Linked DNA regions of Mus musculus: regions 2, 3, 4, 5, 6 and 7 are each linked to region 1. Evidence: chromatin loops called from intact Hi-C (ENCODE). Cell type or tissue: heart. All regions are shown on one strand.

Evidence for each region. Peaks named below come from ENCODE experiments on the same cell type or tissue, not always from the same donor. Only the 100,000 strongest peaks of a DNase experiment are listed, where the experiment ranks them.
Region 2: a loop joins it to region 1, with 2.7 times the contacts of the local background. A loop is called at or near these places in 3 of 42 quality-filtered maps.
Region 3: it touches region 1 in a loop (5-fold over the local background); 2 of 42 quality-filtered maps call a loop at or near these places.
Region 4: it touches region 1 in a loop (2.1-fold over the local background); 3 of 42 quality-filtered maps call a loop at or near these places.
Region 5: it touches region 1 in a loop (8-fold over the local background); 4 of 42 quality-filtered maps call a loop at or near these places.
Region 6: it touches region 1 in a loop (2.3-fold over the local background); 2 of 42 quality-filtered maps call a loop at or near these places.
Region 7: a loop joins it to region 1, with 5 times the contacts of the local background. A loop is called at or near these places in 4 of 42 quality-filtered maps.

The regions. Positions count from the first base shown.
Region 1 is chr13:5,590,863-5,594,862 of GRCm38, forward strand. No RefSeq gene overlaps it. Among named protein-coding and RNA genes, the nearest start is that of Gm40661, 39 kb to the left of the region's middle. In heart, no CTCF peak of the experiment used is centred here; a DNase peak (open chromatin) is centred at 1,799.
Region 2 is chr13:5,316,163-5,320,162 of GRCm38, forward strand. No RefSeq gene overlaps it. Among named protein-coding and RNA genes, the nearest start is that of Gm40659, 59 kb to the left of the region's middle. In heart, a CTCF peak has its summit at 1,999; no DNase peak of the experiment used is centred here.
Region 3 is chr13:5,802,111-5,806,110 of GRCm38, forward strand. It overlaps Gm35413 (a long non-coding RNA gene), which reads right to left and starts at 1,045. Exons shown (of 2, transcript XR_382025.4): 1 at 958-1,045; 2 at 672-864. In heart, no CTCF peak of the experiment used is centred here; DNase peaks (open chromatin) are centred at 171, 911 and 1,661; H3K27ac peaks cover 2,615 bases.
Region 4 is chr13:5,299,962-5,303,961 of GRCm38, forward strand. No RefSeq gene overlaps it. Among named protein-coding and RNA genes, the nearest start is that of Gm40659, 43 kb to the left of the region's middle. In heart, no CTCF peak of the experiment used is centred here; a DNase peak (open chromatin) is centred at 2,400.
Region 5 is chr13:5,434,401-5,438,400 of GRCm38, forward strand. No RefSeq gene overlaps it. Among named protein-coding and RNA genes, the nearest start is that of Gm40660, 19 kb to the right of the region's middle. In heart, no CTCF peak of the experiment used is centred here; no DNase peak of the experiment used is centred here.
Region 6 is chr13:6,469,489-6,473,488 of GRCm38, forward strand. No RefSeq gene overlaps it. Among named protein-coding and RNA genes, the nearest start is that of Pitrm1, 77 kb to the right of the region's middle. In heart, CTCF peaks have their summits at 32 (motif pointing left) and 2,359 (motif pointing left); DNase peaks (open chromatin) are centred at 193 and 2,353.
Region 7 is chr13:4,769,727-4,773,726 of GRCm38, forward strand. No RefSeq gene overlaps it. Among named protein-coding and RNA genes, the nearest start is that of Gm40658, 46 kb to the left of the region's middle. In heart, a CTCF peak has its summit at 1,908; DNase peaks (open chromatin) are centred at 1,925 and 2,845; H3K4me3 peaks cover 853 bases; H3K27ac peaks cover 1,580 bases.

The sequences.
Region 1 (4,000 bases):
GGATTGGCCTGACTCAGTTCCCTAAGCACAGGCACTCAACCCCATGCCTTGCTGTCTTTTAGTTTGAAAGACCTCTACTTTAAAGAGATTACTTGTATGGAGTTTTTTCCCTATATATATTACTTAAAATCTGTGTCCTTACTACTTCCAAATATGATTATATTTTGAGGTAGGGCCTTTACAGAGATAATTAATTAAATGAGGTCAACTAAGTATTCCAATCTAAGGGGTTTGCTACAAAAATAGACTAAAACTGCAGCATTTCCCCAGAGAAGATAGACGTTCCAGAGAATGCATAGACAACTATTAGGCCAAATGGGGGGCCTCAAGAGAAATCATCCCTTGTGACTCCTTCATAGTAGGCTTGCCAAACCCTGAACTGTGAGGTGGTGGACATTTTTGTGAATTACCCAGACTGTGGTGTTTGCCATGGCAGCATCAACAGCTATAAAATCTGTTGTGAGCTGGTCCCCACCATGACCTCTCTGCTCTGCTGATGTGAAGGCTTTCATTACTCTGGGTCTGATTTTAAAAAAGTATAAGTTTCACAAACCTTGCACAGCTGAGGGAATACGCCCAGATGTTGGAAGTCGGATTTCTTCTTCCAGCATTTGGAAAAGCAAGAGGCTCAGGAAGGGGCAATAACAAAAAGAAACTGAGCCAGAGACTGGGTTAGTCAGCCAGATGCTTCTGGCACAAACACATAAAAGGAAAGGAAACACAGTTTTGTTTTTTGGAAAAAAAAAAAGAAAGAAAGAAAAGGAAAGGAAAGGAAAGGAAAGGAAAGGAAAGAAAAGAAAAGAAAAGAAAAGAAAAGAAAAGAAAAGAAAAGAAAAGAAAAGAAAAAGAAAAGAGTGATGTCTCCCTATAGTACTATAATCTGGTAAAACAAGGGACTTATCAGCTAGTCTTCTTTCAAACAGAGAAGAAGAACTTGACACCCATTTATATATCAACACAAAAACCTTTCCTTTCCTTCTTTATGTTATTTTATTGTTTGCCAGACTGATTCACAGACCTGGATTTTCAGTCACAATTGCACCCTCCTTCCATCCTCCCTCTCCTGCTTGAGGGAACAAGGGCCTCCTTTGACTGTTTGTCAGTTTCTTCAGGGACTCTGAATAATGAGAGTGTTTCTGCCTGGGTAAGGGGAGGAGCTTATTTACTACAATAAGAATGATTTGTCACCGGCTATGCCACTCATGAAAATAATACTCCTTCCTCCAATGACTGTTAACTGTCAAGAGTTCCCCACGAAGAATGGGAAGAAGCAAATACCTTGGGGATGTGTATGCTGACAGGTTTATCTTTCTGAGTGGAATATGAGCTATCCTCTTCTGATGGAGCATGGCTTTCACTTTCAAAATGCTGATAATCAACCCTCCAAAGTGATAATCAAAGAATAAAATTTTTTATTTGTGCCTCCTTTCCTAAGGAATTGAAACAATAGGCTGGTTTTTCTTTCAATGTTTTCTGAACTTTCCATGTTTCCCTATTTCCTTGAAAACCAGAGGCTCAGAGTGATAAGACTGAACCAGGAAACAATTTGAATTACTCACCATTAAGAGTGCCCCTATGGCCAGTGACCGATGAATTCTATAATGTTACATCTTTCCTTCGAGTGTATTTATTATTTTTGCATGATTTCCTTGAGTTCATGAAATACTAGTGAAACAGTGTGACCTCATCAGCAGATATAAACTTGTTGATGTCCACGAAATGCTGATTAGCTGCTACTGCTTTGGGTACTTCCTGCTGATGAATGAAGAGAGCCAGAAATAGACCTTCTTGGCAACTGGCAATGTGTCTGAACACATGCAATCGCTTCCTTCCACTGCAGAAAAGGAAATGTCTAGAAGAGTTGCTACAGAGAGATAAGGTGTTCTGAGGCTTTGTGGGAGAAGAAGACGGATCTGAATGGATGAAAAAAATAATGAGTAGAATCAACATGACCCAAGACTAATGAGCCCTGACAAATAGCTCTCCACAGGGCAATACACAACAAGATTCCACAGCTGGGTTGTACAAAGGCATGATTCTGCATGCACATAATCTTCTGTCCTATCATTGCCTTTTCCATTGTTGGTAATTCACCAGTTCTTTATTCAGAAACTACTGTGGGCCTTCATTTAGAGAGCTGTGACAGCACAGCAGACAGACAGAAATCTCTACCATTAGCATGCTAAGTTAGTGTAGTTTTAGGAAATAATACCTTGTTTCTGAATTTGAGAGTTTAAACTCTCAGTTTAAAAAACTACGATTTGAACTGTGGTTTGAATTTATAATAAATCTGGTCAATATGAGAATATGCACTTAAGTAGTAGCATAGGTACCTTTACAAGAGACAATTGAACATTATTCTACTCTATGGTCAAACTTGATTTCCTCAGACTTGTTGAGAACTCCAAGTAGAGAGCATTTTTTTTTCTGCACAGTGTATGTAGCAAATGAAATTACTGGAAATGTTGGAGCCACATTGTTATTGATATGCAGTCAAAGATGATCATGGAGTTATGTAAACCTGTGATAAACTGAGACTGGGAGTTAAGTTCTTGCTCGGGCTATACGTGAATCTATTTTTTTATTAGATATTTTCCTTATTTACATTTCAAATGTTATCCCCTTTCCTAGTTTCCCCTCCAAAAGCCCCCTATCCTCATCCCCCTCCCCCTGCTCACCAACCCACCAACTCCTGCTTCCTGGCCCTGGCATTCCCCTATACTTGGGCATAGAACCTTCACAAGACCAAGGCCCTTTTTTCCCATTGATGACAGACTAGACCATCCTCTGCTATATATGTAGCTAGAGCCATGAGTTCCACCATGTGTTTTCTTTAATTGGTAGTTTAGTCCCAGGGAGCTCTGGAGATACTAGTTAATTCATATTGTTGTTCCTTTTATGGGGCTTCAAACCCCTTCAGCTCCTTGCATACTTTCTCTAGCTCCTTCATTGGGTTCCCTGTGCTCTGTCCAATGGATGGCTGTGAGGATCCACTTCTGTATTAGGCACTGACATAGCCTCTCAGGAGACAGTTATATCAGACTCCTGTCAACAAGCTCTTGTTGGCATCCACAATACTGTCTGGGTTTTGTGGTTGTCTATGGAATGGATCCCCAGGTGGGTCAGTCTCTGGATGGTCATTCCTTCAGTCTCTGCTCCACACTTTGTCTCTGTAATTCCTTCCATGAGTAGTTTGTTCCACCTTCTAAGAAGGACCGAAGTATGCAGACTTTGGTCTTCCTTCTCCTTGAGTTTCATGTGTTTTGAGAATTGTATCTTGGGTTTTCCGAGCTTCTGGGCTAATGATCCACTTATCAGTAAGTGCATACCATGTGTGTTCTTTTGTGTGGGTTACCTCACTCAGGATGATATCCTCCAGATACATCCATTTGTCTAAGAATTTCATAAATTCATTGTTTTTAATTGCTGGGTAGTAATCCATTGTGTAAATATACCACATTTTCTGTATCCATTCCTCTGTTGAGGGACATCTGGATTCTTTCCAGCTTCTGGCTATTATAAATAAGGCTGCTATGAACATAGTGGAGCATGTGTCCTTATGACATGTTGGAACATCTTCTGTGTCCAGGAGTGGTATTGCTGGATCCTCTGGTAGTACTATGTCCGATTTTCTGAGGAACTGCAAAATTGATTGCCAGAGTAGTTGTATTGGCTTGCAATCCCACCAGCAATGGAGGAGTGTCCCTCTTTCTCCACATCCTCCCCAGCATCTTCTGTCACCTGAATTTTTGAACTTAGCTATTCTGATGGGTATTAGGTGGAATCTCAGAGTTGCTTTGACTTGCATTTCCCTGATGACTAAAGATGCTGAACATTTTTTTAGGTGCTTCTTGGCCATTCAGTAATCCTCAGTTGAAAATTCTTAGTTTAACTCTGTACCCCATTTTTAAAATAGGGTTATTTGGTTTTCTGAAGTCTTAACTTCTTGAGTTCTTTGTATATATTAGATATCAGATTTAGGATTGGTAAAGATCTTTTC
Region 2 (4,000 bases), 270 kb before region 1:
TGACTCATATTCAACCGAGCAAGTAGAGTGTTCTTATTCTTCTCTGCATGGACACGGCAGTCATCATCATACAATTTCTTAATAAGCTCTTTTAACCAACGCCCCTGAGCACCAAGCTTAAGCGACTGTGGCCTCAAAATCACCACATTTTACTCTCCTCAAGTGCATGGCTGGTGCTGAACTACACTAATTTACTATCTTTTTGCTAGTTTGCAAAATTTCTCAATGTCTGTGTTGCTTCCAAAGCTTGTAGCAAACACAGGCAAGAAAAAATAATTAATTTTGAGACCTCTGGTGAGGTTGGGAATAGAATTGCAGAGTCTGTCATTTTATGGTGCCTAGTGTTAGCTGGTTAAATTGCAGTATTATCATCAGGTGGCAACCTGAGTTTCTCTATGTAAGAGGAATCCTTAGGATGAGAGCCTATTGTTATCCTTTCTTTCACCCCTATTTAAATGCATGTAACAACCTGCCTACTTCAAGCAAGTTTCCTCAAATTTAAAATTTCTACTAAGGTATGAATGTTGGTATTTTCTGTAATCTTTGCAATCAGAAATATTAGGAATAAGACATACAATTCCAAGGCCAGCCAAAATGACATAGCAACAACACCTTGGCCCAAAAAAATTAAAAACCAGGGATGGAGAAATGGCTCAGTTGTTACTATACAGTCGTGATGACTAGCATGTAGCTCCTAGTACTACAAAGACATAATAGCTGGGTATTCCACAAACACTTGCAGTTCTATTTCGGAGGAGTCTGGCACCCTTTTTCTGAATTTCTCAAACACACACACACACACACACACACACACACACACACACAAACATAAGTTATGCAAACATAAGTTCATACTTATGCACATTAATATACAAAAAAATTAAATCCTTCAAAAATACAAAGAATTCTCACTCTAATAAGTAATGCTAGGTTTTCCACAGTTTAATTACTAGACAATATCTGTAAATTGCACTAAAGACAAGGTCCAATGCTGCAACCCTTGCTTAGCACACATGAAGTCCCAGCTCTCTGTCCCCGAGCCCTGACCAAGAAAATGAAGGAATAAAGGATGGTAATACGTAATAAGCCCTTAAACTTAACTTACAATTTTTTAAGTTTTGAATTTTGTGATTGATCATTTTCAATAAAATAAAGAAAAGATTTCCTTGTCTACTCAAATAAAAACTTCTAAACAGGGAGTCCTGACCAATCAAGCCTTGGTTCTTTGAAGCTCAAATGATTAGTAATTATTATATTCTCAAAATATCACTTTGATAATGTATTTTGGTTTAGTTAAACTTTTCATGTCTTGTCATGCCTTGTCATTCTCTGCCAACCTACCACCTTTTCTGGAAAAGTCTTTGTTGTATCCATGATGTTCTCAAACTCCTAGTGTGTCCCTAATCCTCCTGCCCCCACTTTCTGAGTTTGGAGATGACAGGCTTCAGTCACCATGCCTGGTGTTTGAAAACCTGGGAACTGAACCCAGGGCTTCATGCATGCTACAAAACCATCTTACTGACTGAACTAAGCTAGAATCTCCAGGCCTTTTCCTTTTTGTTTTTAATAACAACCAACAAAAATAATTCCAACTGTACATATAATAATCTGAAATACAAACTGTGTGCTGGTTGCTGTAACAACATCTCTCCAAACTATATTTTACTAGGGTGGCCATATTTATTTTCTGCATAGATGATAACACTTTATTGAAGGCTAATAATCTAATTTTCAAAGGACCTAACACTTTTGTTAAACTCTTATTCTCAGATCTTCAAAGATTTTCCCATTTCATTTTATTGTTTGTTTGAATTGTTGATGTTGTTTTTATTAAATTGTGTGAAACAGCTGAATGGTGAAGCCAGCACTTTTTATTCGAATAGCACAGAGAACAAAACATAATTCTTTCACAGAGGAAGCCCTATGATAAACAAAGTTTGTATAAAGGAGATGGGCCCCTTGGAATGCCCCCAACATTCGGAGTACTTAATGGAGACTAGGAGGTGATGTTGGCAAGCACTCCAACTCACACACCCCTCTCTTGCTTACAAAAGATTTCTCCATTTTCTTAAAAACACCAAATCTCATAAAATGTAACAGAAAGACCAAGCAACAGTTATGTCAAGGGAAGACCTGCTTATTTTTCTTCTTTGATAATTCAATACAATGTCTTTTGGAAGTTTCTCTGGTCTATGAGTATAGCAGTAGAGGGATTTTGCCCAGAGCTGCTGTAGCCCCAGTGTATATGACTACATATACCAAGAAATAAAAGTCTTCCCTCACAGGAAACCCCTGAAAGCTTCTCCTAGGTTCAGTGCATGCGAGCTTCACCCAGCCCACAACAGAAGTTCCATGAAGAAACAGAGGAAAAGCCTAGAAGGAATTCCACAAAGGCATTACCAGACCCACTACCCACAAAAGGAGTTCTTGTTGTTAAAAACTTGGCAATGATTCTAATCAGGAAGCTGTCTGTACTGAGCTCTCAAATGTGTCATCGACCACATGGTCCTCTTCAGCTCATAATATGTAAGTAGGCACATCTGCAGGATGTTACAAAAGTGGTACTGAGAAACAAGTTACTTTGTCACTACAGTATATGACTTTCCCTTTAAGATACTCAAAAAGAAAGTTTGGGTTTGACGTTGTGTGAGTTCCCATGCACACACAGACACATTCATAAGAGTGTACAAGACAAATCATATACCTACAGAAAGATGTGTTTGCATATACATATATTGCTACATCTTCAATGTAGAACATCTTAAAAGACCCATATGTTAAAGGCTTGATCCCAAGCATTATCTATCATGCCTTAAAATGCTGACATTTATGACACTTAGAGAACTGTATTTTTCTTCATGCAATTGTTCCCTTGGAGAGACAGTGGGTTCTTCACTTCTTTTCATTACTTCTTTTTCTTCAGGCTTTGAGGTGTTTGGCTTTGTTCCACTGCCCATTTCTGTCTAGGGTGTGTTACCTGACCACATATCCAACACAATGGGTAAATGAAACATTCATTGGAAACTCCCTACCTGGGATCCAAACAGTTGATCATTGTAGTTATTTGTTATAGTAACAGGAAGCTAGTTAAAACACACACCTAATCTAATTACTAAATACACTTTTGCAGCTAACTGTGGTATGCTCAGTTTTAAGGAATTTCTTTGTGTACATTATAGTTCACATTGGTAGCACTTACTCAATAGTGCTCATCAGATAAAACCCATAGGCGTCAGAATGAATGGTTAGGGTGTGTATGTTTGTGAGTGTGTGTGTGTGTGTGTGTGTGTGTGTGTGTGTGTGTGTATGTGTGTGTGTGTGTGTGTGTGTGCACTCATGCATGTGCATATATGTGTGTGACAAGCCCAATTTTAACTACCCAGAGTAAATTTGTGCATTTAGCACTCTTCCATAGAATCTTGTAGCCATTCAAAGAATACATGTTACATATAAATAATGACTTGCATTTACCTGTCCATTGAAATTAATTTTTCTTTACTTGTCTATTACTTTCTATACAAAAAGATCATGCCCAAATTTTAAATTACTGGCAATCTCTCATGCACAACACCCTGCTGCTCCCTAGGCAAAACTGTAACATACTGATGATCTGAAAGGACAATGAATTCTATAATCCCCTTGCCATTGACCATGCTGCTAATGTAGTATGACAGAAACAAGGCCCTTAGAATTCCACTATAAAAGAGTCATGGGAACATGTAGATTGCTACCCTTTTCCAGTAGGTTACAAGAGAAAGTACTTGGGTTATGACCATAGAGTTTTAACTAATGCCATTGTCATGATCAGGATTTAAAACTTCCTGCTTGTTCTTAACTGTCACTAAGTACTCAGGGATTTTCACAATTACTGTTTGATCTGCCTTCAAAGATTCTGGAAAACACTGTCAGGTATGGTCCTATAGACCAATCTCTTCTCTAAGAACTTTATTGTTAGATTCCTGACTCAGTCACAAAAGTGATTGCTGAACAAGCATGGAGA
Region 3 (4,000 bases), 210 kb after region 1:
GCAACAACAATAAAGAAAACCAGTCCAGTTAATTGGAGCTTGAGTTGACATCTCGTAAAAGGATCTCTCCCTCACAGGAGTGTTGCCTCTCAGGCCTTTATAGCAGGCGTTTTGCAGAGTGGTTGGCTAACGTTCTGGAATGCAGCCTGTGGCTGTTCCATGAATTTTCCCTCAGAGCAAACAAGCTGGCTCGAGAGGGAATCACACACACTCGCTTATTCCCATTAGCAACCCCAAACAAGCAAGTGGCTTTACCTAAACAACAGGAAGGACGGTTATTTTTAAATGTGTGCCCTGTTTGACATGTTTCACAATTTGTGATTTCTCAATAACAAGAATTGTACAACTATTAGAATTCTAGGCGAATTCAGAAACAGACACACCAACTGGGGAGAGTCAGGAGGGGCAAGGAGTGCTTTAAAGATGAAGGGAAATGGGGAGTTCTTATTTAAAGGGTTCTAGTCCCAGTTTTATAAGGCGTTATTGAGACAGAGTTTAGGCTCAGTACAGTGGTGGGACATCAATCCCAGTACTGGGATATGTGTGGAGGAGGGCAGAGGCAGACAGATCTCTGTGAATTTCGGGCTGGTCAACGTAGAATGTTCTAGGCTAGGCATAACTCCTGAATAAGACGCTGTTTCAAAAGAACAAAAAACAAACAAAAACAAACGTTACGTTTAGAAGCTGTGATTTTTGGTGATTATCAGAGGAAATTATTAGACATTTTTTTCTCTCAACGTTTTTGACTTGGCGGAATGTAGCCTGATCAGTACATCCAAGGGAATATAGTAAGTCAGCGAGGCAGACGTTTCCTGGTCTCCCGTCACGTCTTCTGGGTCTGCAGTGAAGATGGATGTCCGTTTCCTGTGTGGGTAACTCCTGCTGAGTCAGTTTGTCAGCATGACATCGCTGAAAAGTCCACAGCGGCATGCGCTTATACGCTCTCCAGATACTCACCATTGGGTGAGTGTTCCCCCAGTGCACCCTTCTGAGTGACCTCCAGCGCAGTCTTTCTGGTCTACATTCACCGTCCCTGTGAGCTGGGTTTAGAAAACACACAATCTTGCTTGAAACTCTCAGATAAACGCACTGCAGATTAACAATGATGTTATTACCAATTAAGTCTTGCTTTTTAAAAACGTTAATAAGGGAAGCATACGTTAATGTCATACGTCAAGGGAAGGGGAGATTTTCAGCCACCAAGGCGCATGCTTATGAAACTGCCATTTTTTTCTGAGGTATATCTGAAGTCAGCAAGTCTTACAGATTGAAGGAGCAGCTTCTTAATGCATAGTATTATTTCATAATTAAATTTAACTTTTCAACATACCAAAGCACTGACAGGTCAGTGTGATAGTTAACCCTGCCTGAAAAAGACACAGGTAGTAAGCTGAAGGAAGTATTATTTCCCTGTGAGAGTCATTTCTTGGACAACTCTTTTCATCTGGAAACAAGGAAGTGAGTCAGCTTTACTAACTTCAATCTCCTGGCTGGTGTTTTGGTATTCATCAGGAATAGGAACTTTTTTTTTTTAACTTCCCTAAGGAACCTGGTATAACCAAGCAAGCAGGTCACTTGTTGAAATCTCCTCTTCAAAATATCCACAGGTTTCATTGTCCAAGATCTTAACAGCCTCTGATTGGAAAGGTGCCTGGCTAGTCACAAGACTGTGACTCACCGAGTTAGCTAAACACAAAGCCCAACTGACAAAACCCATGAGGTCATTCCTCTTCTGTGTGTCTTTAGCATAGTTTAGATACAGAAGTCCTTGGGTAATATGCAAAGCTTTCAAATCAAAAGAACGTGCCTGCAATGCTAGAGGAAGAAAGCAGGCAGTGTTGTGTCTGAATAACAAAGGCAATGCAGGCACCAGGATTCCTGGCTTGTGGTATTTGCTGATACAAAGTACTCCACAAAGTTTTACAATGTATAACCTAGTCACTAAGGCTGGTTAACGTTTAACCCAACTGCAATATTTTGGCCTTAAGTAACTCCTGAGGAATGCCAAGTTGGGTAGTCCTGAAAAGTCAACAAGTCCCAACAACTGTTTCCACCAAAAGAAGGAGCAGAAGAATGTTTGAAGTGTTTCAAAATCAAGAGAAAAAATTAAGGTTTCTTGCGGTGGGGTGGGGTGTCATGTGATCATCAATACTTTCCTGCCTTCTTTCTGGCCTCTCTAATTTGTTTAAGATACAAGCACTATGTTTACTGTGAAAAACGACAAAGAGGAAGTGTCAAACAATAATCCCGTTTTTCTAAGAATGATCCATAAAGGGCAATAATGAAAAAAAAAAAAACAAAACAGACCAAGTCACCTGACTTTACCTCTGTGTTGAGATGTAATGTCAGGAAGACAGCACAAAAGGGTGAGGTCATTGTTTACCTAACCCCTACTGGTCCTGAAAGAATAAGTGGCGAGGAGCCCTCCAGAGCCAGTGGCAGAGGTACCAAACCTCCTAAGAAACCCGAGCACTCACTTATTCTTTTTAGCAAAATTCCAGCCATTGATAAAGAACGGGTAATTAATTATATTGACCTTACTGTTCTTCTGGGTGCATTTATTGGGGGATGACAGGAGATCGAGGCAGGAGTGTTTCATTTGGGAAAAGTTTAGTCTCATGTGATGAAGCGATGTTGCTTTCAAATTGAGCAAATCATTGTTTAACTTCCTTTTTCCAGTACTGCTTGGTCAGTTCTGGGAAATCTTAAGAAAACACAGAAGCATTGTCGAACTCAAAAGCGGAAGTCAAGGATTTGAAATGTGATGGTACATCCTGCTCTCCCCCCCCCACCCCCCACCCACCCACCCCCCTAGTAAAAGCAGCAGGATTTGAAGAAACCTCTTCCTTACTCATTGTAACTTCATGTTTCCTTAAGTCTTATTTTAAAAATTGGTCTGCCATTCAAGATTATGTTTCCAAGATTATTTTCCAGACTTTCTTAAAGCTGCCATAAAACTGCAGTGCTTTCCTTTCCAGTAACCCCAAATAGTCTTAAGTACTCTGGTCTCCTCAGTGTGTGTGTATGTGTTTGTGTGTGTTTGCTGTGTGTAGACACACATGTGAACTTACATGTAGAGGACAGAGGACAACCTCAGGTTTTGGTTCTCAGGTATTGTACACCTTTGAAACCTTTGAGACAGTTTCTCAGTGGGTCGTGAACTCATTTAGGCTAAGGTGGCTGCCAGCAAGACCGAGGGGCCATTCTTTCTCTATCTCCCTAGCATAGGAATGACAGGAGTGGACCACCATGCTTGCCTCTTTATATGGTCTCTGGGAATCAAAACGTCCTCATGCTTGTTGGGCAAGTATACAGTGAGATACCTCCTAGGACCCAGCATCTTTTTCTGCTGGCCCTGCTCCATCAAGTAGGTGGTCTATCCTGTTCTTGTTCTTCCATATTCCCCTGTGCACTCAAAATATCTCCTGCTATGAAGACTTGTTTGTCAAAATTCTAACACAAGTACTCATGACTTATATCCTCTCAAGTACATTAACAACACAGGAGATGCAACAGCTTTTTAAACAATTAAAGAATAAGTAGCCTCATATGTGGAGGCAGAGGTGTCCTCCCAGAGTCCAAGTGGCTTAAACAGTGTTATTAATATTTTTCATAAGTAAAATGTAATTAAAAATTGGACAGGTAATTTTTAGGATATATATACATATATATCACATAGATATATATGGTTATGGTTTCTTATGAAAGCATATCTCTTAGCTCACACATGCTATATATTTAATAGCTTACTTCAACCTCAATGAAACAAAACTCTCAGTAGCGATGTCCACCAATCAAACTGGGTGGCCAAGAAAAGGGATGTGACAATTACCAGGAAGAACAGACTTTTTCTGATTTTATTGTCCTTCAGCAAAACCATCCCACAAACAACTTGCAACTGACGGATTTTCCATGTTTCAAAGAAACTGCCATCTCCTCCACACTCACTTCACAGAAGTCTTGTATTTCATGTGTGCTATTATTTTAGTTACTAAACAAA
Region 4 (4,000 bases), 290 kb before region 1:
TTGTCTCACAGTTCTAAAGGCCAGACTCAGAAAGAAATGTATCATTAAGTCTTACATCTAACTCTCTGAACCTCTCCTAGCCTCGGTTGGTCTCTCTGATGATTTTTAGATTCTTTTTGAAGATGCATAAATCCAACTTCTGTGTGCACCTCTGTATGTCATGCTCTTCTCTATACCACTATTATTTTAAGCAATCAGTCATATTGGATAAGGTATCCAAAAGCTATATAAAATTGATTCATCTTTATGTGTTACACTTTCAATACTGCACTTCCAAATGCAATTCATCTCTAGGATACCAGGAATAGAAATTCAACATATCTGTTCACCGATTCAGTTTACTCCATTACTACAATGCAATGGCATTATCCAATACTTTAAAATATATATTATCTCTTGTAAAATATGTTACATCTGAAAATAAACAAAGACAGGAACACAGTAGGTATGAACACTATTTTTTTTAAGATTTATTTATTTATTATATGTAAGTACACTGTAGCTGTCTTCAGACACACCAGAAGAGGGAGTCAGATCTCGTTAGGGATGGTTGTGAGCCACCATGTGGTTGCTGGGATTTGAACCCAGGACCTTCGGAAGAGCAGTTGGGTGCTCTTACCTGCTGAGCCATCTCACCAGTCCCCGTATCAACATTATTAATGCTCAGCCATGAAGCTGGACACAATAGATATTCATGCAGACTCCCCAGCCCAGACATAAGTAGATTCCCATTCAAGACAAAGCCAGACTTTATTGAACATGTAGACATACAAAGTCACCTTGTTTTATATTTAACTGTATTTCTATTTCAGAGGTTAAAAGATGAGCTTTGGGGGAATTGCTGATAAGAACATGATAAATTGCCTGAAGTATTTCAATAACTTGCCATAATCAAGTATTTTATGCACAAGGAATTATGAATGAATCATGTGTGTTGCTCCTTAAAAGTTGAAAACAATAGTATTGAAAAATCCATTTCTCTTTGTTAGGATATTAGATAGTTGTAGTAAAGTTGATATTACCATTCATCAGTCAAAGCCATCATTCATTGCTTTCAGAACCCACTCTAGAGCAACTTGCAAAACATTTGTCTAAGGTAGATGTTAAATGTCAGAAGAAAATTGTTTTAGTTAGCTCGTTGTTCTCGACTCACCTATGGGAAAGCATTCATTTATTTTTTTTCCATGTTAATCAAATTTAACAAAGATCCCTGTTACAAACATTGCAAAACAAACTCATAATTTAACATTAAGGCTGATAGTTTAGTTTAGGGATTTCCTTTCAGAAATAAAAGATCATCCAAGAAATTAATGTCTCTTCAAATAAGAAGACATGGAGCACACTCCAAAAGTCATTGTATTGTGTCATTAGTTCTGCAATTTCCATTGCTATCACCTAATTTTGCTGTAGTCTGAGATCAAATTCCTGAGACAGAACAGACACAAAGTAAAAGGGAATCGGTGTGCCAGGATATCTGTGAATACTATAGCATAGCAAAAATAGGTGGTAAGCTAGCCCCGAGGCTGCTGACCTCTGGTCAGGTGCCCAGGTCAATCTCCTACTGTTGTCAGAGAAAGCAAATATAAACTCTCAGCAGAAATGTGCAGGCATCTTGACTGACATATCCAGGACAGGAAGAACCAGCATTCCTGTGTGTGTCAGAAATATTGTTAAGATTCTACTCAATATTGTTAAGATTCTACTCAACTTAATTGTTGCTTACTATGGTCATTCAAAGAGCACATGCTAAATGCCCTTGACTGGTCTCTTCATGTATGAAGTGAAGGCATTGGGTCTATTCAAAGTATGGCTTTAAAGTTATACCTCTCACAGGACACATAATAAACCTCTTTAATAGGGGCATCCTAGAATGCCATTTATGTTTGGAATGCTGTAATAAAAAAATAAGTCAAGTTTTCTCAATTATGGGAGAAGAAAGTAACACAAGGGGCAGAAGACATTTGTATATACATATATGAAAAGGCTGTAGTTGCATTTTATTAATAGATATGTTCTGATTATAACACAGTAGCTAAATCAGAAGTACATTTTGTATAAAGATGGAATACTATATAAGGAGATGTACATGCAGAAAAACCAAAGTGATCATTTTTATCTTCTTTGCCTTGGCTGAAAAAAAGGCCATTGTCATTCATTTCCTTCACAGCCTCTCCTGAAGGAGGGAAATAAAAGAAAGTAGAAAGAGAGCAGCTGAGGGGGAGAGGGAAGGAGGGAGAGGGGGGGGGGAAGAAGGGAGGAAGGGAGGGAATCTGAAGTGGAGAGAGGCTTCCCCCATACAGGCACAGCAGGACATTTGGAACAGGAAGACCAAGAATAGAAAAGCTATTGCACCAGGGGCTAAGGAAGGAACAAAGGCTGGCAGTGTATAGTGGGAAAATCGTGACTCAGACCTCCCAGGGAGACTATGCAAATGAACAATGAGTGAGAACCCTGGACAGTCATTTCCTTGAGAGATTTAAAAAATATAGATATGAAAGGAACTCAACTTAGAGAGAGTGATCCCAAAGGGAGCAAGCCTGGGATCCCAAGCATTCTCTAGTGTTGGTGAATCCCACAATGTCTTGGAGGCCAAGTCTCAGTGACAACAAGTTAAACATGAGCAGGCTTGCCACCCAGGCTTTTCCAAAGTGATTGGCAGAGACAGAAATCTGTCTAGGGTGTGTGTAAGACTGGGAATTCCTCGAGTGAGTGCCAGGTTCCTTCCCATTTCTTCTCTTTTTCAGCTCAGATATCTGTGTGCCATACAGACTTTCTCTTTGTGACCCTTAGCAGTCATTTAATAAGAATCTATCTGAGTGCCATTGAAGACTAGGGTGAGCAGGACATTCCACCCTCTGATTGAGATGAATGGATTCAACAGAATGACGAAGAAAAAAAAAAACACAACAAAACTTAACTGAAGTCTTGATGGGTTTTAACTTTCAACCCTATCCAATTTTAGAAGGGGCTTAGTTTACAAGATAGATATCTTAATAAAAATTTGAAGATTTTTGTAAAGAACTGAAAGATCCTCTGAAACTAGCTGAAGAATAAGATTTCTATCTGTGTGGAGGGTAAGAGTCCAGAGTATGGCATCCCAAAGCATCCGTGACTTTGAGCTGAAGACCTGAAGTGGCTACAAGGCAGGGTCTATCTTCTCCCTGTCTCTGCCTGAGGCAGAGAACAGATTTACATTGAACCATGAATGCATGGAACATAGTTCTATGTTGGGCTTAGTTGAGACAGCTAGCTCAGGGAATTTTGTACTTAACATAGAACACCTACTGTACATATATAGCAATTTCTCTAATACCTCACTGTGTGAAAACACATAATTAATGTACATCATTAACATCTCAAAGCCCGTTTTCCTTTTGGAGTCACAAAGTTTAGACAAGGAAATCATGTTTATTAGCTGTTACTCAAAGTAGACTTGTCACAATAAATTAGAGGTAATGACATAATATAGAAATAAGTTTATATTAGCATATTTTTTAAATTAAGAAATATTTGAATATAGCTGACCACCTATAAAGAGAGTGGCTAAATCATCCTACAAAATTATTAAAGGGCCCCCAAGGAACTGTTGGACATTTGGCTTCAAACATAAAAGAAATACCAACTGATTAGATGTCAAATATTTTCTATGAAGTTGATACCCAGCACTAACTTGAAGGACTAGGAGAAAAAAATGACCAGGATGTTTGTTTGTTTTGAATATCTTTTAGTATTTTAATTATATCATTTCCCTCTTCCCTTTCCTCTCTCTAACCCTCCAATATAACATGTCCCCCCAATTTGCTCTCTTTCAAAGTCATAGCTACTTTTATTTACTTATTGCTACATATATGTGTGTTTCTGTCTCTCTGTGTGTATCTCTAAATACACACTTACAGCCTTCTCAGTGTGCATAATGTTACTTGTATGTGTGTTCTCAGCTTGATCATTTGGTATTGAATAATCAGTTGGTGTGTTCTTCCTGGGGGAAGACTGTCTCCTG
Region 5 (4,000 bases), 160 kb before region 1:
CCACAGATGGAGCATTTCTTTATCTATGAGGAAGAAAATGAGCTTGCTAAACAGAGACTTTGGGTAGTAAAATGATGCCTGTTTTTCTGAAATGTTGGACAGAGAAATAAATAACTATTGAAAAGTCTAAATAAGTAACTCTTAATGGGACTTAGTCATTGTGGTATTGGCTTCACCAACATGTTAGCCACTTTACAAAATGTAAATGTACTGTTGCTTTTTTTGCCAGAGGATACCATTCAAGTATAATAAAACACATTGTTTAGGCTAGGGCCAAATGTTTCACTTGACTTATTTAAGAGATCAATATTAGTCTCACCTATTAATTGTGGTATAAGGTGTAACAATGATGGGAATAGCTTGCTCATGAAGTAGATACACTGAAAAACAAAGCAAGGGAAATCTGTGTGTCCCTAGTTTGTTCAGAGGATCACTCTAAGCCAAGCGAAAGATGAGCTAGGTTTACCTTGGTGTAGGAATATAGATGCATACAAAGAGAATCACTGTTCTCCATAAGAGGAAGCAAGGGGTCACTGTGGAAATCACACGGAATTTAGAGACAATTTAATTACATCTCACCTCCATAAATGCAATCATATTTGTCATCTCCAAGAGATGCTCTTAGTCACATGGAGTGGTATTGTACCTTTGTCACCTATGAGAAATGGTATCTACTAATGATTATCTATTTCTTTGAAAACAACATTTTTTTTCTGGATTGAGTCTATAACTTCACTCAGTCAATAAAAGGATCCACTCAGAAAACATAGAAAAGGAATGATTTTATTTGAAAAGCTCCTAGTTTCTAATACAGCTTTATATCTATGGCCACTTAACAAGCCTTGAATGAAAACTGTGACAATATCATCATGAGTTTATAACCATTCTGTTCCTCCCTAATTGTATGATGTCAGTAACAATCTATTGTCATCAGTGTGACAACCAGGGCAGCCATCTTAAATGTCAATCATTTGTCTGCAACATGGCAGTTGCTATTCATGCATATGGAGATGACATATACTAATTTGTTTCTTTAGGAACAAAGTTATTAAAAGGGATAATGAATAAATCCATCTTAATACTTAACTATCTGTGTGTAAGTGCACTACAATAGAAAGCTTGATCCTATCTTGGTCTCTTTTCTATTCGATTTATATAATAAAATATCTGAATTATTACGCTGGCTTTGAATTGTGATAGAAAAGAAGGTTGGATTGGTAGAACAGCCCATTCCAGTCTCAGAGGCAAATTATAAAAGACTCATATTGGAAAAAAAAATCTCAAGTGAAATTGTAGAAATTTTAGTCGCGAATCAAAAGCATACTTTTATCCACTATTACTTAAAACTCATCTTTGACTAAAATTATTTTAAGTCCAGCTTTAATATATTCTTATATCCAGAATATACAAAATTCAAGAGAAAAGCAGATGTACAATGGTTTGCTTAGATGTTTTGTGATTTGGAAATAAAACATCTCCCGCAGGCTTCTATGTTTGGTATTTGGTCCTGAGGTTGTAGATCTACTTTTGAGGTGTGGATTCTCTAGGGAGTGGTACCTAGTGACAGGACGTAGATTTCTAGAGAGCTTGGCCTTGGTTTATATCTCAGCTCCACTTCGTGTATTCCTGTGCTTCCTATGTATTAAACGTGAGCAAGCATCTACCCACAACCCTACCCCATGAGGGATTGTACCCCATAACCTATGAGGTAAATAGACTCCTCATCCCTCTACTTGCTGCTCATCCAGTTTTTGGCTCAAACTTGAGTAAACTTAATAATAGAGAGTGTTACTTGAAAATAAAATTAGTGATGTTACTTAGTACAAAACAGTCTTTTACAGTGGCTATATTCAGAGTATTAGAATCCGATGATGCAATCCCAGCAGAGCTGTGAAACTGTCTCTTCTCAGGGACTCCCATGATCTGGAATTGTTTTCAGAATAACAGGAAAGGGAAGAAAGTTGAATAGGGAGCCCATCTGCTTTTAATTCAGCATTCCCAAAAAAACCGTTGTGCATAACTCCCAAAACAGAAAGCTACATTAAATTGTTGCTAATTTTAGACAATAAGTGAGTAGAAACTCCAAAGGTGGAGCTTCCTCTCTTTCAAAACACTACTCTCCCCTGATTCCTTGACAGCCTGTAGCCATGGTACCTGCTAAGAGTTAGCTAAAAATAAAGACTTTTAAGTTGATCATTTCTTGTTGTCCATGAAATCTCTCCTGCTGAATGTCTTGGATAATTTTGTCCAATCTAGGAATAAAGTATTTTTCTTAGGCTTCACATTTCATGGGATTGTGTGTATGGATTTGCCCTTCCATTGGCTTTGCTACTTTATTTCAGGTTTGTGGGCTCACAGACTACCCACTCTGGGCTTCCCTTCTACCAGACCCATACTTTGCTGTAAGTTTGGGATAAGATTACCCATATACTTAGCATAAAACTAAGGTCAGCTTGGTTGCTAGTTCTCCACTTTTATTCTCTTGGGCATCTGGTCTTATGCAATTCTTGTTCAAAGAGTAAAGAAAAATGTATTTTATTTACTGCTGCTTATAAATTTTGCAGACTAGTCTAACCTTCTGTTCAGATATATTTTATTTTGAAAGATATAAATGATTTCAAAATACCTGTAAAATACTATGAAGATGAGGTTCTAAGCATAATGTGGAATTTATATCCACCCACAATAGTTTTATACAGCACAAAGTTGCTCATAAATACTAATTGATCTGTAGAATACAGGAAATACTCAAGACTTAAGAAGGCAAGTTAGACTGAATGTAAAATCAAAATCAGATAAAACAAATCAACAAAAACCAACAACCTCTGGCACAATAGAACTAATTTTCCTCAAGTTCTGGCACTAAGTTGCCAAAATAAAAGGATGTATATGATATGATAGGTCTGAGATTCAGCAATTAAGTGCAGAGTTAATTAAACTAAATACGTAAGCCACACCCCTGAGGAGCATAAGTGTGTGTGAAGCGTGCACAGCATCAGGGCGATGCCCTTCCTTCCACACTCCATATATTCAAATTAAATTAATGCAACTTGTGAATTTATGAGACACCCTCTACAACCATGAAGGACAAAGCACCAAGCCTTCCTAAAGCCCAACACCACTATCAGGTTTCATGTGTGTTGTCTGTTTATAATCCACTTAAAAATAAAATGCCTTGCCATCTCTTCTAAATTATTTTTAAATTCACATACCATATGGAGTTCCTCTGAATCAATACTGATGCCTCTTTTACCTCAGTTGTACAATGTAGGATACACTGTATGTTGAACACAATGGGAGCTATACATATAATTTGATTGACTCTAGTACAAATTATTTTCTATAAATAAGTACTGCCACCATGAACAGCAGCTTTTAGCCTGTGATTACTAAAACTGACACTATTTTTAAAGATTTATGGCATTTGTTTTATATTTGTATGAAGTATTTCTAAATATAACTTCTAAATGTTTGTTTCTTTTCTTCACAGACTTAACTATCATGGATACTTTTTCAAAAAATGGTTTTTTTCTAATCAGGAAAGCTGTAATCACATCCTAGGAACTCCAACGTTAGTTAACTCCAAACAAAAGCAAAACTAAAAGCCAAGACGTTGCATACCAACTTAAGAAAAATTTTATTTAGATTTCAAAACTCAGAAAACATAATATGATCCATTTATCTTTATTTACTTAATAGAAATTAAGTCATAGGTTTTAAAATAACTCATAACCTTTAGTGGATTTATGAGTTTTAAAGTGATTTTAATACTCTGTATGAAAATGTTCACTATATCAATAATAAATGAAAGTTAAGGAATTTTGTAGCAGGTGGTGTAGCAGTTAACATTAAATGGATTGATATTTCCACACAGATCCATTCCTAGTATGCTATGTGAGTGGAAAGGAATGGTAAGAACTCCTGTGGGGTTCTCTGATGTAAAATATTCTATTTTATACCATTAAATGTAAAGATGAGATTCAATAGTATTTTAAAATAG
Region 6 (4,000 bases), 880 kb after region 1:
AGGAGATAATTATCGGCCGCACTGCCACCTGCTGGAAGACTCAGAAGAAAGCTTCCTTCCCTTCTTGGAAAAACCCCTGGGGAGAGAGCCCAAGAGACAAAGGTCACCTGCGATGAGTTTCCCCAGCAAGACTATAACTTGAGACTTATTTTCAAAACCAGCCTCGTCCAGTCCATTCAGAATGCAGAGCCCCTCCCAGGAGTTCTTTCTGCTCAGTGGAGGCTGAAACTGATGGGCAGTCAGCCAGGAAGTGCCTGAAGCTTTGGTTCAAAAATGAGATTCAGAGCATGTGTTGGACTGTGACAAGGGAAGTGAAGGACATCGCTCATGCTCACACATGCCTATGCCTGGGTTGTTCCTCTCAGAGGCTCTGTGGTACACTCCCACCATGCACTCTCTCTCCTCCTCCATCTCCTGAACCTTTCTCCCTCCCTCCTCTCTCCATGTTATTTATCTTCATCTCTCTTTATGTCACCACAATGTCTAATACACACACACTATGCAGGTTCACACATACACCCAGATACATACCTGCCCACACATACACACAGCATTATCACCACACGCATGGACACACCATACAGACACGTGTGTTCACAGGTGTGCCAACGCGCCTCATAGGCAGAGAGAGTCTTGAGGTCGGCAGCTTACTATGCAGGCTGTTAAGCTCTCATAAATACCTAGAATATCAAAAGACAGATTTGTCCAAGACCTGTGCATTTCCTATTTGTAGTTCACTAATTGTCTACTTTATGTGACTGCTAATGCTTACTCAATATGCAGGAAATTGACATAATGACAGAGTTGGATGTGTTCTCGGCCCTGGGGTTCTAATATGCCTGATTTCAGTCAGCATGCATAAACGTGGAGTATTCAGGGTCTCCGACATGATGAGGAGTTTACGGAGACTGGATTGCTTCTAGAAACACCCAAGACAACGAAACATGGCATGATATGATTGCCATGGTAACGAGGGTATTCCAAATGAAAATCACTACGGTGCATCACTAATTTAGGGCTCCACTAAACACCAAATAATATTTCTCTTAAGAATGCTGAGCTGTGGTTCCTGGTAATGCAGGGTCCTGTAGCAAATGCCACACTGCAGAAGAAAAGTACAGGGGAAATTCTCCGCATACTGTGCAGGGTTACTGTGGATACCCCAAGGGTGGGAGTCAGACCACATCCACTCATGGTGGTTCATTTAGAGAAGTTCTTAATATATTGCAACTGCGACATACACTAGTAATTTTCCAAACCTGGGATTTGGTTTAGAAATCAGCTCAAATCTGGTTGGCCCTTGTGTCTAGTCTAAGCTGAATCATTATTCCTGCATGTGGCTCAAACCGCATAATGGTATAAGAGGTGCAGGCATGAAAGGAACGTGTTAGAGGCACAGCTAGGAATCCGCAGCCAAGAGAGGCCCGATCCTGTCTATTTTCACACCCTGGCTGCTCATTGCATATGCAAAGAAGCAGCCTCAACTTTCTCAGGTCACACAGCATCAGCCTCGTGCCTCAAGCTCTTTTTCATTTTATTTGGATTGGTTCAAAGAAGAGGCTCCTTGCAAATCCTAATTCTCACCTCTGCAACGACAGGGCTAAATTAAAAGAAGAGCATTAGTCTGGTTTACTTTTCTTTCAGGGGTTTTCTAAGAAATGTTCCCTTCTATTTCTGCCCTCTGGTTCCTTTTTGTCTCCCTTAATAGTTGCCCACTGAAGGTCAAACACAGAAGACATGAAGCATAATGCGAACAGCGGGGATCCCAGAGACACACAGCCTGCATTCCGAAATCTACTTTGACTTTGAACTTGGCTTTGGAAAAGTTACAATTTGTTTTCAACCTGATCAGTAAAATCGAGGTCAGCTACATGAGAGGTGACTGGGGTGTGTCCGGTGTCCTGTCCATGCCCGCTAAGTGCTTGTCAGTCTCCATATGCCCTGCAGCCTACCTGAGGATTGAATGGGGTCCTTATGCTAGACCAAGTGGGAGCCTTTAGAAATCTTATAGACCCATTAGAAATCACCCTTACACTGCCCTGGAGAGTATCCGAGGGTTCTGTCCACAGGGGGTAAAAACGAGATCCTCCCTCATTAAGGCTATGCTATTAACTCGGAAGTTCTTGCACATTCGCTGAATGAACTTCCAAACAAAAAATAAAAAATTCTGTAGCTTAGAATCATAGTTTTCCTAAATGCTGAAATAATTTTATGCCATTTCCCCTACTAATTACCATCTCATTATTATTAGAAGAACGCTTTCCTTGAAATCAACACAATTTTTGCTCTAGTTCATTTTAGCCGCATGGCAGGAGGCCTCGGTGACTCCCATTCAGAGGAAGGTAGCGACACCTAGTGGTGTCTTACTCGAGATGCAATCCTTTCACTTCTACCTGGTTGGATGCCAGTATGAGGGTTGGCTCCTAGGAACTCAAAACATTAGTAAATACTTCGTTGCCTTGTGTTAGAGTCTTCCCGAATATATGCAGATAGTAAAATAAAATAAATCCTTGAGCATCTGAAGTTCTTGAGAACACTTGACCTCAATGAACCTGATCCAAAATCCTCTCTGCGATAAGCTCCCTGGGTCATCAGACAAAATGGATTTCCTATCCCCAGGAGTTTATGAGTTGTCACGGCAACCAAGAAGTTCTTTCTTTTGTTTTGAGGTGGTGTCTCATATATCCCAGGCTAGCCTCAAACTCATTATATAGCATGGAGGCCTTTTAACTTCTGCTCCTTCCGTACTCCCTTGCAACTTTGGATTACAACCTTGTTCACACGGTGCTAGGGAAGGAGCCCAGAGCCCTATGCATAAAATTATGTGTGTGTGTGTGTGTGTGTATTTAACTTTAAATGAACTTCCATTCTTTATGTAATAACTTCCTAATGAAGCCAACTATAACGTGGGAATTATTAATTGAACATCCTTCATTTCACAGGGACTTTCTGCCTACACCCTTGCATGATGAACTAACTAGTGGGTACTGCCATCATTTCTCTGCATCCTGAAAAAAAAAAGCTAACACGAGACACAGAAGAGGCCTAATAGCTCTTCATATTCTGAAAGCAGGACTTTGTGATAAGGAATTCTCAGTGGGAAGAGTCATGTGCATGTTCCCCGCACAAACACAGACCGCAAAGATGTGGATTATAAGTGAATCATTAATAAACATGTGTGCATACTCTTCTGTTGGTTGGATTGATCCCTTTCTCCTTAATCTCTCACTAAAATCACAGTTATGAGGTTGGAGGAATGGCTCAGTGGTTGAGAGCGCTGGCTACTTACTCCTTCTGAGGACCTGGGTTCAATTCTGAGCACCCACACGGTGACTCACAACTTTAGTTCTGGCAACTTTGGGTGCTGCATGCACAAGGTGCACAGACACACGTGAAGGCAAAACACCAGCACACATAGGGTAAAAACAAATAAATCTTTCAAAAATGCAAGATGATGATAGTGCAGTGGGTGATTTTGCATTGTGGAACTAAGATATCACCATCTTGCCTGATGAGAGACTGTCTTTGGAGCAGAGGAATTCTTTTTTAATGCTAGAACAGGAGAGCACAGTATGGTCTGTATCCATTTTTTAATACTAGGTCTTGTGTAGCATAGGTGTGCATTGACCTCGATATGTAGCTAAGAATAACAGTGGACTTCTGATCCTCCTGTCTACATATTGCACATGTTGGCATTGTGGACGTATATCGTCAAGTGGGATGCATGCTAGCTAGGCATGTTCTACCAATTAATCTCCATTTCCTAAGCCCAAGAACTCACTGCCTCCAGTGATTCTTTCTGAGGTGAGAGTGTCCTCATTGGATCTCACTGTTTACCCTTCGCCTAGGAATGTCCCCTGCCCTTTGTAGAGCCCCTTGCCAATACTGTTCTTACATTTATCTCTTCATTATTCACCAGAGATAAGCCCTTGCATCTGCATGAAATGTGGATGTACGTGGAAACCTGGAGGCTATGTGTCATAGAAAAAGACCTGACCCG
Region 7 (4,000 bases), 820 kb before region 1:
ACAAATGAAATTCAAGAAGAACGAAGACCAAAGTGTGGACACTTTACCCTTTCTTAGAAATGGGAACAAAACACCCATGGAAGGAGTTACAGAGACAAAATTTGGAGCTGTGACGAAAGGATGGACCATCTAGTGATTGCCATATGCAGGGATCCATCCCATAATCAGCTTCCAAACGCTGACACCATTGCATACACTAGCAAGATTTTGCTGAAAGGACCCAGATATAGCTCTCTCTTGTGAGACTATGCCGGGGTCTAGCAAACACAGAAGTGGATGATCACAGTCAGCTATTGGATGGGTCCCACGGCCCCCAATGGAGGAGCTAGAGAAATTACCCAAGGAGCTAAAGGGAACTGCAACCCTATAGGTGGAACAACAATATGAACTAACCAGTACCCGGGAGCTCTTGTCTTTAGCTGCATATGTATCAAAAGATGGCCTAGTCGGCCACCACTGCAAATAGAGGCCCATTGGACTTGCAAACTTTATATGCCCCAGTACAGGGGAACGCCAGGGCCAAAAAGGGGGAGTGGGTGGGTAGGGGATTGGGGGGGTGGGTATGGGGGACCTTTGGGATAGCATTGAAAATGTAAACGAGGAAAATACCTAATTATAAAAAAAAGAAACAGAGCTTTAGCACTTAAGGCTAAACACTGACATTTCTAGACACAGGACATCACTTACGCAAGAGAGAACAACATTCGTTTCTTATGTTCTTAACAAAACCCACCAGTTACACATTACACACTCATCCATTAGAAAGATGATGATTTAGCAGGGTTCTAGATGCTCACTCATGTGTGTGGTGGTGAAGATGTTTCTGCAAAAGTCACTTCACTTTACCCACAGTGCCAGTTGTTACATTTCAGCAATTTTTATGTACTTTCCACAAGACTTTGTATTTCCCTTTCAGCAATCCTTCTACTTTGAGATACCTTTTCTTCTGGGTTTTTGTATGGACATCTTAAGAACACATAACACAAGTATCTTTATTTAAGAATGTGAGATCAGTCTGTGTTCAGCACAGTATTATTGTGGGCTTTTATTCATAAATTGCTCTTAAAGCATATAGAAAGAGAACAGAACAAAAAAGTATGGTAAGAATTTTTTGAGAATATTTTTCCTAAGATTGTGTGTGTGTATATGTGTGTGTGTCTGTGCATGTGTATACACATACACACACACACACACACACACACACACACACACACACACATATATATATATATATATATATATATATATATATATATATTTGTGCTTGATATATATGTATTACTCATTAAATGTATTCATTAAAGTTGATGTAATGCTCCTTCACGGTTATTGTTTTTAAAGCTGTCCTCTTTTGAATAGCTTGAAGGTCCTTCAGGAATTGCAAGCTCTGTTGTGAAACAGAATGTTCATATCGTCCTGTTACTCTTTGGCTCTGCTAGTTCGCTGATTAAAATAGGCTCACGCGCAGGACGCTAATCTCTGTTTATAGAAAATAGCAAACAGATGGAGAAGCAATGATGAGTAAAAATAGACCCTTTCCTCCAGCAGATCTTTTAACACATAGATGTCAAGAAAGCCAAGAAGTCAGTGAAACCTAGTCTGGTGTTCCCTACACTACCCTGAAGTGACAAATCGCATAATGACAGGGATCCGTTTGCTCCTGAGGCAACAGCTAAGCGGGACTTCCAGTACTTTCTATTATAGGTGGCTTTTTCATTGCAACCTCCATTTACTTGGCAGGGCCTCTGGAATCTCTGACTGGAACTCTGAATGAACACTCCTCTTGTTTGAATCCTGCTGATCCCCCAACTGTAACTGGATCAGCTGACATCACCAGTGTGCTGAGCCCTGTGAAATGTCTCTGTAATTGGACTCCACTCTTGAGTCAGAGCTTGGTAAACCCTGGAGAGGCGCTGTGGTCCGCGTGCTCAGCATGACTCATGCCTCTAGTGCCTGGAGACTGTTGCTATGTGAGACTTCCTGTTAAGTGTTTACTTCTTACAGTGGGTTTGTCCTGTCCCAAGAGCTATTTGGATTTGGTATGCGGGGTGGGGTGGGGTGGAGTGGGGTGGAGTGGAGTGGGGGCAGGGGCAACTAGGGCAAAGGATTTGCCTTTTTCTTCTGAAAACAAGGATCCTGGGAGAGTCAGCTCTGAGTTAACTTCCTTAAATGGTCTGGCAGCTCATGTTTACAGGAAGAGGAAAATCTGGGAAATGCTGATAGAAGTCATAAATGCAAGGAGGGAAAAATAGCATAGTTGAGGTCATATGCAGGTGCCTGAGGGTTATTTTTTTTTAATGCCTATTTGTGTCATTCTTATGCCAAACATGCTTTAAATTATTCAAAATGGTTTTATTTAGACTGCTTTTAAAATTAAATAAACATTTTAAAGTTTTCAGTCAAAACTCTTCTGTGACAAATTAAGGAACATTGAAGAAAAGGCATAGAGACAACCTACCAGGTAGCACTTTACAATTGTGAAATCATTTTCTTTTCTGAATGATAGGTAGCTATAAGACACGGTGGCGGTTGAATAAACATTTAATCAAAACCAATATACGTTTATGTGAACATGTGTTTCTACACGTGGTTTTATAGATAGAAGTGGAGACTGGATAGAAGGCCAGTATATTACAAGGAAATGGGATTTGATTCTTCAACAGTGCTCAGATCATTCAGGCGTATGAATATACTGGATTGTGATGCAACCTTGGTAATAGGGAGTTCAAGCCAACTCTATTCTCAGAGTCATATGAATTCAGCTTAGTTCACATTGCCAAGGCACACTGGCAACTGCAGCTGACACAAGAGATAATCCATGTGTCAGCCAAGAACAGATAAAGAAGAGTATGAGATTCTTGGAGCTAACTCAGGCTGGGAACAGGAGAGGTGTTCATTGCTGTTCTGTAAACAGCAAAGACAGGAGCAGAATAAGGAGAATGTCATGTTGAACCTGTGAGTCACAAGACCAGAACTAAAACAAAGCCCTCGGGGGCCATATACACCCCAAGAAGCCAAAGGGGTGCTTTGGAGAAAGTCTAACTTCATTGTGCTTATAGAGTAGAGTGGTTAATGGAGCCAGCATTATGAACCTGCATATACAGCTCTTTCTTGTTCCTTCTCAAGAACAGTAGCTTTTCAGAAAGTTGAAGGAAAAAAAATAGCAAGTATTGGAAGAAGGTGTTACAGTAACTAGTACTGTATGTTTACTTTGCCTAGAAAGGATCTCATGCCATCCAGGCTGGCCTATTGAGGTTGGTCTTCACCTTTTAATCCTCTATGTGCTATTTCTCTTTTGTGAGGATTAGAGACATGATACCACCTTGCACCATTTAACGTATGTTGGGCATTGAACCCAATTGTAGAAATAATATTTCAGTATTCACAGAGCCAGAGAGGGCAATCCTCAGATTATGGGTTTTAAATGCAACCACTTGTATCATCATTAATACATACATCATAGAGTGGCTTTCTGTATGCATTTATATCTGAAAGACAACTTCAGTTAATTAAAAGGAACTTTGCCCTTCCTTTGTCTTTGACTGTTTTGGTCACATACTATCATTTCATCAGGAATAAAATAGCCTAATTCTTGTTTTGAATGAGAAAACGTACCTTGGTGGCTTTAATATGACTTTTGCTTATTAAATCATTTATTTTCTTATGTCATTAATTTGTAAGATTCAGCTCTTAGACTATGTTCAGCAAGTTCCATGCATGATCCATGGTGCATATGTTCTCATCTGCTGACAGACCTAACCAGAGGAGGGGACCCTGATTCCCATTGGTCAACTAGGATTCCAGAGAAAGTAAGAGGGAGACAAGCAATAAGAAAAAAAACAACAGCAGAATGGATAAAGTGAAGGAGAGAAGAAAGGGGAGAGAACAGAAGAAGTGAAGATTCAGGCAAGGAAATCAGAAGATGGGACTAAAAGAGTAGAGGGGAAAGGAGAAGGTGGACCACGGTCATACAAAAGTCTACACAGGTTCAGGCAGACCT